Regions from separate parts of the Mus musculus genome. Here region 1 is linked to region 2. A link is a contact called in ENCODE Hi-C or POLR2A ChIA-PET data. All regions are on one chromosome and are shown on one strand. The core of a region is the stretch at or near the end of the contact, and the rest is flanking DNA. Distances in the headings are between cores, read along the strand shown.

Region 1 (3,824 bases), core at 381-2,880, 130 kb before region 2:
GGCATGGTAATTTGGAGGGGCTTCTCAATTTCCACTAACCAAAGGCTTTTAAGTCCCTCTTCTTCAACCCCCCTCCTCTTCTTTTATCTTGCCCTCTTAACACTTTACTTGGATAACACAATCAAATCAAATTCTATATATAAAAAGCATATGGGATGCGGGAGCCCTCAAAGCACAGGGTTGAGTTAGCCATATAGAGACAGTGTAGCAGGAGGAGATGAGATGGGAGACAGACAAGTAAGGAGGGTCAGTTCTGTTGGGTGGGTTGGAGAACCAGAGAAGAGTGTTTAGGCTGTGCTGGGGATCAAGATGAGACCAGCAGGAATTAGACAAAGGCAGGTGCATTATGGGTGGAGAAAAGGGAAAGCCAAGGCTTAGACACTCGGCCTGCTGCATGTAGACACTCGGCCTGCTGCATGTAGACCCTCACAGGTCTCACAACAGAGCTGCGGTAGGTAGGTAAGCAAGAGAGGGGCTTGAACTATAGATGCTGATGCTGTGGCGCTGCCTTCCCTCCCTACCCCTTCTGCTGGCCTGCAGGGTGGTACTTGAAACTTCCTGGCAGCACGCCAAGTTGAGTCAGGCACCACGTGCTGCCCTAGAGGAAGCATGCAGCATCTTTCAAAGGTTTTTTTGTTTTTTTTTTTTTTTTTTTTTTTTAAAGAAAAGAGTCCCAGGAGAGGAGAGGGGCTGAGTCAGTCCTGGCAGGAAAGTGGAGGACACACACAGACCAAGCCCAAAATAGCTCCTGGGGGCTGAGCAGAAGGAAATTAGATAACTGGTCTGGTCTGCGTGGGCAATGCTTTTGGAAGGCCAGTAAGACGGTGAGAACAGGGCAGTGGTCCCTTCTAGAGGTCAGGAGTGAAGGCTGGCAGGGGATATCTCTGAGCACGTGATTTTTAAAACCTCAGAATACAGAGCATTCTTCAGTGGATGCTAGCCCATAGGTGGATGGCAAGCTTACTAGCCTCGCTACCTGAAATACTCTTCTACATCTTTGGAGGTCACAGACTAGGGGCGGCTTTCTGGTCGGTCTTCCTGAGTGAGGGAAAAAAATCCTGTCATTCTCCTTGTGTCACCTCCCCCTGTCTCTTGGACTGTGGTGTCCTGTTAAGAAAACACGTCAAACTTTATATGCCCCAGAACAGGGGAACGCCAGGGCCAAAAAGGGGGAGTGGGCGGGTAGGGGAGTGGGGGTGGGTGGGTATGGGGGACTTTTGGTATAGCATTGGAAATGTAAATGCGCTAAATACCTAATAAAAAATGGAAAGAAAAAAAAAAAAAGAAAACACGTCAGAAAAGCGTTTCTGTGGTCGTGGTCCCAGACCTTCTGTCTGTCTGGTTTGGGTCCTTACGTGGCAGGCCACCTGTGTAAGAATCCCCAGGGCTGGATACCATGCCAACGTGTCCAGTTGCTCTCTTTCATCACTGTGTTGTTTTTGTGGGAGCCTGATTCAGGAAAATGATGATCCCAGTCATTTACACAACCCCGAGCAGCTTGGCGTTCCCCAGGGCTGCTGCAAGGCAGTCAGGTCTACACTCCTTAAAGCCACAGGAAACAGCCAGTCCACGTTGCGCATGCACTGCAGCAGCTTCTTATAGGTCAAGGAGATTTAGATTTTGAATAAACAGGAGAGGGGGTGTTTCTCAAGCTTCTCAGAAGCGCTCGGACCTCAGGCCTGTCATCTGCTACTAAATTTGGCTTTTTTTCATCTTCCTTGCGCAGGATTCCTTGGCAGCCGTGGCACAGATTCCGGGATAGCTTTAGATAAACAACTTGGTTGCCGAGGACTGTTACCTGTTGTGGTTCCAAAAATCACCAAGGGTTGTAGAGATGACTCAGGACAAATTCAATTAAGGTGTGAAGGACAGAGAAAGTCAGTGGCGTGGCTGAGCCTTCTCGTTCGCCGCTGGTACATTTGTAATTTTCACTGGAAAAACTGCAGAAGGCGAGAGTGTTGTTGTCCTCTGAGCTTTTGCCTGGTGCAGAAATTTACATCTGTGTACTGTAAACTCTATGGACAGCTTCAGTATCCCTTGTGGAAGCCACACAGGATTCCCAGCACCCCCTCCTAGGCAGGTAGAGTGAATCTTTCCAAAGCCCCGGCGCCCTCCTGTATCCAGCGTGAGCTGCGTTCAGCATGGCATTCGTTAAGAAGCTTGCTTTCCTCTCTAGTGCCTGGGCCCCATTACAGACGTGTCTCACCCACTTTTATGTTGGAAAGAAGCTGTGCCCAGCACATAGCAGATATGTATTCAGTGCTAAGCAACATTTCTGTGGGATGATGTTTGGGGCAGGTAAACGACAACAGAGAAGGTACAAGCCTCATAGAAAGACAGACATCGGGTTAGGGTAGGAACGGATCACCCGTTTAAGAATTCACCCAGGCAGGGTTTATGTGACTTTGGGCAAAGCATCAATTTGACCTTTTGTTCCACTGACATGATAACACTGCTTTCTTTCTTGATTTGGGTAGGAGTCAAGGAATACATTAGTTATGAGTACTTTTTCCACTTAGGATGTTTCTGCCCAGAGGCACCATTACTGTAAAGGAGCCACTGTACCCAGGAGCTGGGCAAACCGCTTCCTGTGTGGGTTCTCACATTCTTTCTGGTTGACTTTGAGCAAGGTGACTATTTAGCCTGTTGGGAATGCTCACCTCAAAGGAAACTGTCAGCCCTATTTCTCAGAGCCATTCTGAGGCTCGAAGAGGTAGCACACTTGGATATGGTTTCAAGTTTATTCATGTCTATGAACTTGTGTCCTGATTCTAGTAGACAAGGAGAGAATGGACCTCTTTAGGTACCTTAATGCCTATGTATGCTCTGTGTTGTCCCATTTCATGCTCAGGCCACCAAATCTTGAATATATATATGCATGTTGGAGTGTGGGGTTGACACTAGAGTTGTGTCTTCCACGCTTGCTAAGCAGTAAGTCTGGTGTGTGTGTGTGTGTGTGTGTGTGTGTGTGTGTGTGTGTGTGTGTGTGATTTTCTGCAGTTTCTGTGAGGACGGGATGGAGACATTAAGAAGAACCTCTGCTGAAATCCCACCTTTGGGGGGCAAACAGACATTCTTCTGGTGTATCTGGACCTAGGTTGGGCACAGGGAATTCGTGTCATTCTTAAATTCATGGTAAGGTTTCATAGATAGTCAGTTCAAAGTTAAGTTCTGAGCCATGTACTGAGAGCAATGCTTGTTAAAGGACGGGTAAGAGTTAAGACCTGAAAATCTGAAACTACTGGAGAATTACTAGGAAGTACGCAATTAAGATCTAGGCATAAAGCAGGACTTTCTGAATAGGACCCCCATTGCTATGGAATCAAGGAGTAGCCCAAAGAGAGTGGAATTAAAAGGCCTTTGTACAGCAAAGGGTGTGGACAGTCAAGTAAAGAGGCAGCCCACAGACTGGGGGAGAAGCCTTTGCTCAGTTATCAATCTGATACATGGTTAGTAACCAGAATACACACTAAACTAAACACCAAGAAAACAGAATGCTCAGTCCAAAGTGGGCTACAAAATTTGACTGGAGTTCTCAACAGAAGAACTACAAATGCTTAAAAGGTGTTCAATATCCTCAGCCACCAGGAAAATAAAATGTCAAACCAGTTTGAGATTCTCACTCATCAGAAGGACTACTCTGTTTCTGTTTCTCTCTTCAAGATGCTATGGGCTATGAACTCCCAGGGGAGGAAAGAGAGAACGGCTGTAGGGTGTCTGGTGGAAGCTGAGAGTCAGGGGTAATCTTTTTTTTTTTTTGGGGGGGGGGGTTGTTGTTGGTTTTCTTGAGACAGGGTTTCTCTGTGTAGTCCTGTCTGTCCTGG
Region 2 (4,049 bases), core at 186-2,685:
TGGTCTGACTCACTACAACCACTCTCTCCAGAACTATCTGGAGTCTCAGGAGGCATTAATCCCTTCTGGTGGCAATGTCCCCAGGAATCTAATCTCCACCCTTATGACTCACCTCTTAAAGGTTCCATTATTCTCCAATATCACCGTACTGAGTCCCAGGATCCCAGTATATGAGCTGGCAAGGGACAAGCTATGTCAAATAATAGCGGATAGGAAACCGAATATTTCCTTAGAGAGAAAAGACAGCACAGTAAATCATTTGTCCAAGGGTGCCATAAAAGGTAATGAAGATGACAATTCTGGGGACCCTCCTGTCCATGGGGTAGGTAGACAGGAACAGCAACTCCCCAAGTGCTTTCAATAGGATGGACATGAGTGGCTGTGCTATCCTGGACCAGGGTCAGTGGAGTTGCCCGCTAACTAATAAAGATTTTAGTCCATGTTAACTAAAGCTATAGCTTTAGTTATTTCTCCTTTTAAAAAGACTTCACACAGAGATACGCCCATGTATCCGAGTCTCCGTTCTAATTCAGGATCAAGAAAATATAGTCCTGTGTTACCTTTGAAGTTTTCAGCCTTCATCTTGAGAAAAGTTTTTCCTTAGATCCTAGGTCCTCCCCAGACAGAGAAGGCAGTGTGACTAAGAGCCTGGTGACATCAAGCTGAGACGCAGCATGTCCCCTGTCCCGCACTCTGTGCTATGTCCTAATTCTCTTGCCTCTCTCATGTGCTCATGTGTGGCTAGGTAGGAAAGTGTGTTTGAGGACTGAATAGTGGACTTGGAAGGATGGCACAGTAGTTAAGAGAACTTCCTGCTCTTGTAGGGGACAGGGTTCAGTTCCCAGCACCCACACCTGGTGGCCCACAACTCCCTATAACTCTAGTTTTAGGGGACCTGACACCTTCCTCTTGCCTCCTCTCACACCTACATGTGTGTGGTGCACATAATCTCTCATAGGCACATAGGCATGCACAGGAATCAAACTCAGGGAGTCCTAGTCCTTGGGTTCCCAGATGGCACCCTATTGTTGGAGCTCCAGTAAGCAGGGAACCAGCAGTTCCCCAATGCTGCCTGAGTAGTTTGAAAGGACTAGAGAAATTCATTTCAGAAATGTGAAAGTATAAAACCTGTCTGTATTCTCGCCCAATTTTCTCGTATCTCTGTCTCCCTCACCTAAAGCTGCTCCCATCTCAGAACTAAAAATTATTCATTAACTGAGATCCGTGAAAGGCTCAGTATGAATAACCGAATATGGTAGAATTTTGGACGCTGTGACAGGAAACAGGAAGCTCAATGCGGGGGCTGTGGGGTCTGTCCTTAAGCTTTGGGGCACTTGCCCAATGACTCAGAGACCACACCTGCCCACTCAGCCTACCCACAAGGCCACTGCTGGGTATGACCAGCTCTGCCGGGCCCATGCCAGCCTGCACATACTTCTTCCTCGGCTGGCAGCTACAGGCCAAGGAGGGTATCTCAGAACCAATGTTTCCTGGCTGAAGGCCAATCTTGATCTAGTGCCTAGGAGGTGCAGAAAGGCAGGGACAAAACATAAAACAATCCAGCTTAGGGGCTGGAGGAATGGCTCAATGCTTAAGAGCCTTTCTTGCTTTGGCAGAGGACCTGGGGTCAGTTGCCAGCACCTATTTTAGCCTCAGGGATCACTTTCTTCTGGATTCTGAGTATGCACAGGTTCGAGTGTGTGCACTCCCACACATACACAGGATGAAAAAATAAAAACAGTGTCTTAAATGAGCCAGCATGAGCAGGTGTCACTCTGCGGATTCAGACTCCATCCCATCTCCTGTAAGGGAAGTATCCCTTTATTCCCATTCAATAACGAGTTATTGAGGGGCAAGTTGGCTCTGCAGGAAAAGGAGCTGGCCACCAAATCTGACAACATGAGTTCAATCCCCAGGATCCACATGGTAGAAGCAAACTCCTTCTGTCTGGCTTCCACATGTGGTTATGGCACACACACACACACACACACACACACACACACACACACAGGATTGCAGGCACACACAGAGGACACTACACACACACTCATAGACAACACTATGCACAGATTCATATATATACACACACACAATGAACTATAAAATGTAAAAACAATGAAAATAAAAACAGGGTTTTTGTTGTTGTTTTTTGTTTGTTTGTTTGTTTGTTTTTTCTGAGACAGGGTTTCTCTGTGTAGCCTTGGCTGCCCTGGAACTCACTTTGTAGACCAGGCTGGCCTCGAACTCAGAAATCCGCCTGCCTCTGCTTCCCAAGTGCTGGGATTAAAGGCATGTGCCAACACTGTCTGGCTTATAAAAACAGTTTTTAATGCACATACTTTACTTATACAAAAATACCAAGAAAAAGGTTACAAACATAATTCTAATAATGTATATCAAAAATGTATAACAGCAGCATAAGGTGATCATACTACAATGGAATATAGGAAGATAAAACTCCAGGTTCTTGGAATAATTGTATGCATGTGCATAATAGCTAGTCTTGGAGCCATGTTTGAGGTATCCAAGAGGGAAGAGCATTCTGAGGTCCTGAGAATTGAAATAGGGGAAGAGTGGCGAGTATAAGTTTTTACTAACTTTTAGTAGAAAATTTCAATTTTCCACTACGGATATACACAGCAGGCCACAGAAGTATTAACAGCGTCCTTGGCTGCCACCAACAGAGAGAAGACTATCTAAACACTATATTCTTGCAGGATTAAGCACACATGTTCTTACCATGACATGAACCTGTTTAGTGCTTACAGTCTAGAGAGCGAATGTGGTTGGGCTTATTTTCTTTGTAACCCTATGCATTTTCTCTGGCACATTTGAATGCAATATTCTGAGAAGGAACCCACAGGCTTCAGCAGACAGCTCAGGAGGCTAAGGGCTTCTAGAATGGAAGCCACCTGTCTGTTTGGTGATACCCAGAAAGCCTTATTGCTGAGCTGGTGTGTAACATTAAGAGGCAAAAAGTGTTCTCTGATTAACTCGTTCGTTTCTTGAACATAATAACAACAGACGAGCCCCCTGGATGGAGTCCCGGAAACTGAACATTTGAAGGCCAGTCATCTCCAAAGTGACTTTTCTCTGCATGCCAGCATGAGTCAGAGAGGATGCTTAAAGTACTCCAGAGACAGAGGACTTGAAACATAGAAGGTATTAATAGAATCCCTCCGACCTTGGGGCTTCAGTTCCTCCCACAGCCTTCCTGGTCACATGTTGGGCATCCCGAGAGGCTGAGCCTGACTGTGTGAGGAAGACTATTGGAGACACTCAGCCGAGTCAGGAGCCCATGTGTTCTGTAGCTGTGACAGGGTCACAGTCCTAAATCCAGTATGAGGGAGTGGAAGGGATTGGTCTGAATTCTTTCTGGGGAAAAAAAAAACAGCTCTGCCATTTGCCACCTGTCCAAAAGTTTGCAGAAGTCCCCTGCAGAGTTTATGTTAATCCCAGGAGTATCACCTTGTTGTTTCACAAGAAAAGTTACCAAGCTTTGCAAATGGCACAGGGTCAAATCAACCAGCTCTTTTGGGAATCTCATGGACCCACGTCCTCTTCTCTGAGATCCATGCATCCCATTTCTCTCCGACTAGTGAGTTAGCTTTCTGCCACAGATGGCAAGTAGTTTCCCACTGGGGTATATCACCGGATCACATGACATCTTCACGTTTTCAGAGCAGGAAAAGGAATGTCATTTTTGCTTCTCACAGGCCACAGAAATTTATTAGCCCTTGAATTCCATGTTCATATTTGGTATGGCTTAAGGTAGGAATATGTTGAGAGTGATCAAGCAATCTGAGAGTTATTCATGTAAAATGACCCAACTGTCCAGCAACAGAGACGAACAAGGATGATTTGTAGTTCTGCATTCTGTAAGGGTCTCCTGAACAGTAACGAGTCTGAACTACTGCTACCTGCAAGAACACGGACCAGTCTCACGGGTAGAAGACTGAGGGAACCAGAGAGAAGAAAATATAAAGATTTCTATTTATGCGGAGATCAGCCACAGGCAAAGCAGGCCTCACCGTTAGAAGGCAGAGCTG

What was found. A loop is a pair of places that touch in the nucleus more often than their neighbours do. ChIA-PET counts read pairs that join two places held with the same protein, here RNA polymerase II (POLR2A).
Region 1: a map of T-helper 2 cell shows a loop between it and region 2 (1.8-fold over the local background). The contact joins two enhancer-like sites. A Hi-C loop is called at or near these places in 1 of 37 maps with a recorded cell type or tissue (T-helper 2 cell). POLR2A ChIA-PET finds 5 or more read pairs at or near these places in 1 of 5 experiments (Patski).

Annotation. Positions count from the first base shown.
Region 1 is chr14:76,657,747-76,661,570 of GRCm38, forward strand. All of the region lies in intron 2 of 1700105F02Rik (a long non-coding RNA gene), which reads right to left. Among named protein-coding and RNA genes, the nearest start is that of 1700108F19Rik, 18 kb to the right of the region's middle. Within about 2 kb of position 1,631, at least 2 of the 3 ENCODE cell types and tissues checked have a DNase peak (open chromatin) inside an H3K27ac peak, as active enhancers do.
Region 2 is chr14:76,786,400-76,790,448 of GRCm38, forward strand. All of the region lies in intron 1 of Gm30246 (a long non-coding RNA gene), which reads left to right. Among named protein-coding and RNA genes, the nearest start is that of Gm30246, 7.7 kb to the left of the region's middle. Within about 2 kb of position 1,436, at least 1 of the 3 ENCODE cell types and tissues checked has a DNase peak (open chromatin) inside an H3K27ac peak, as active enhancers do.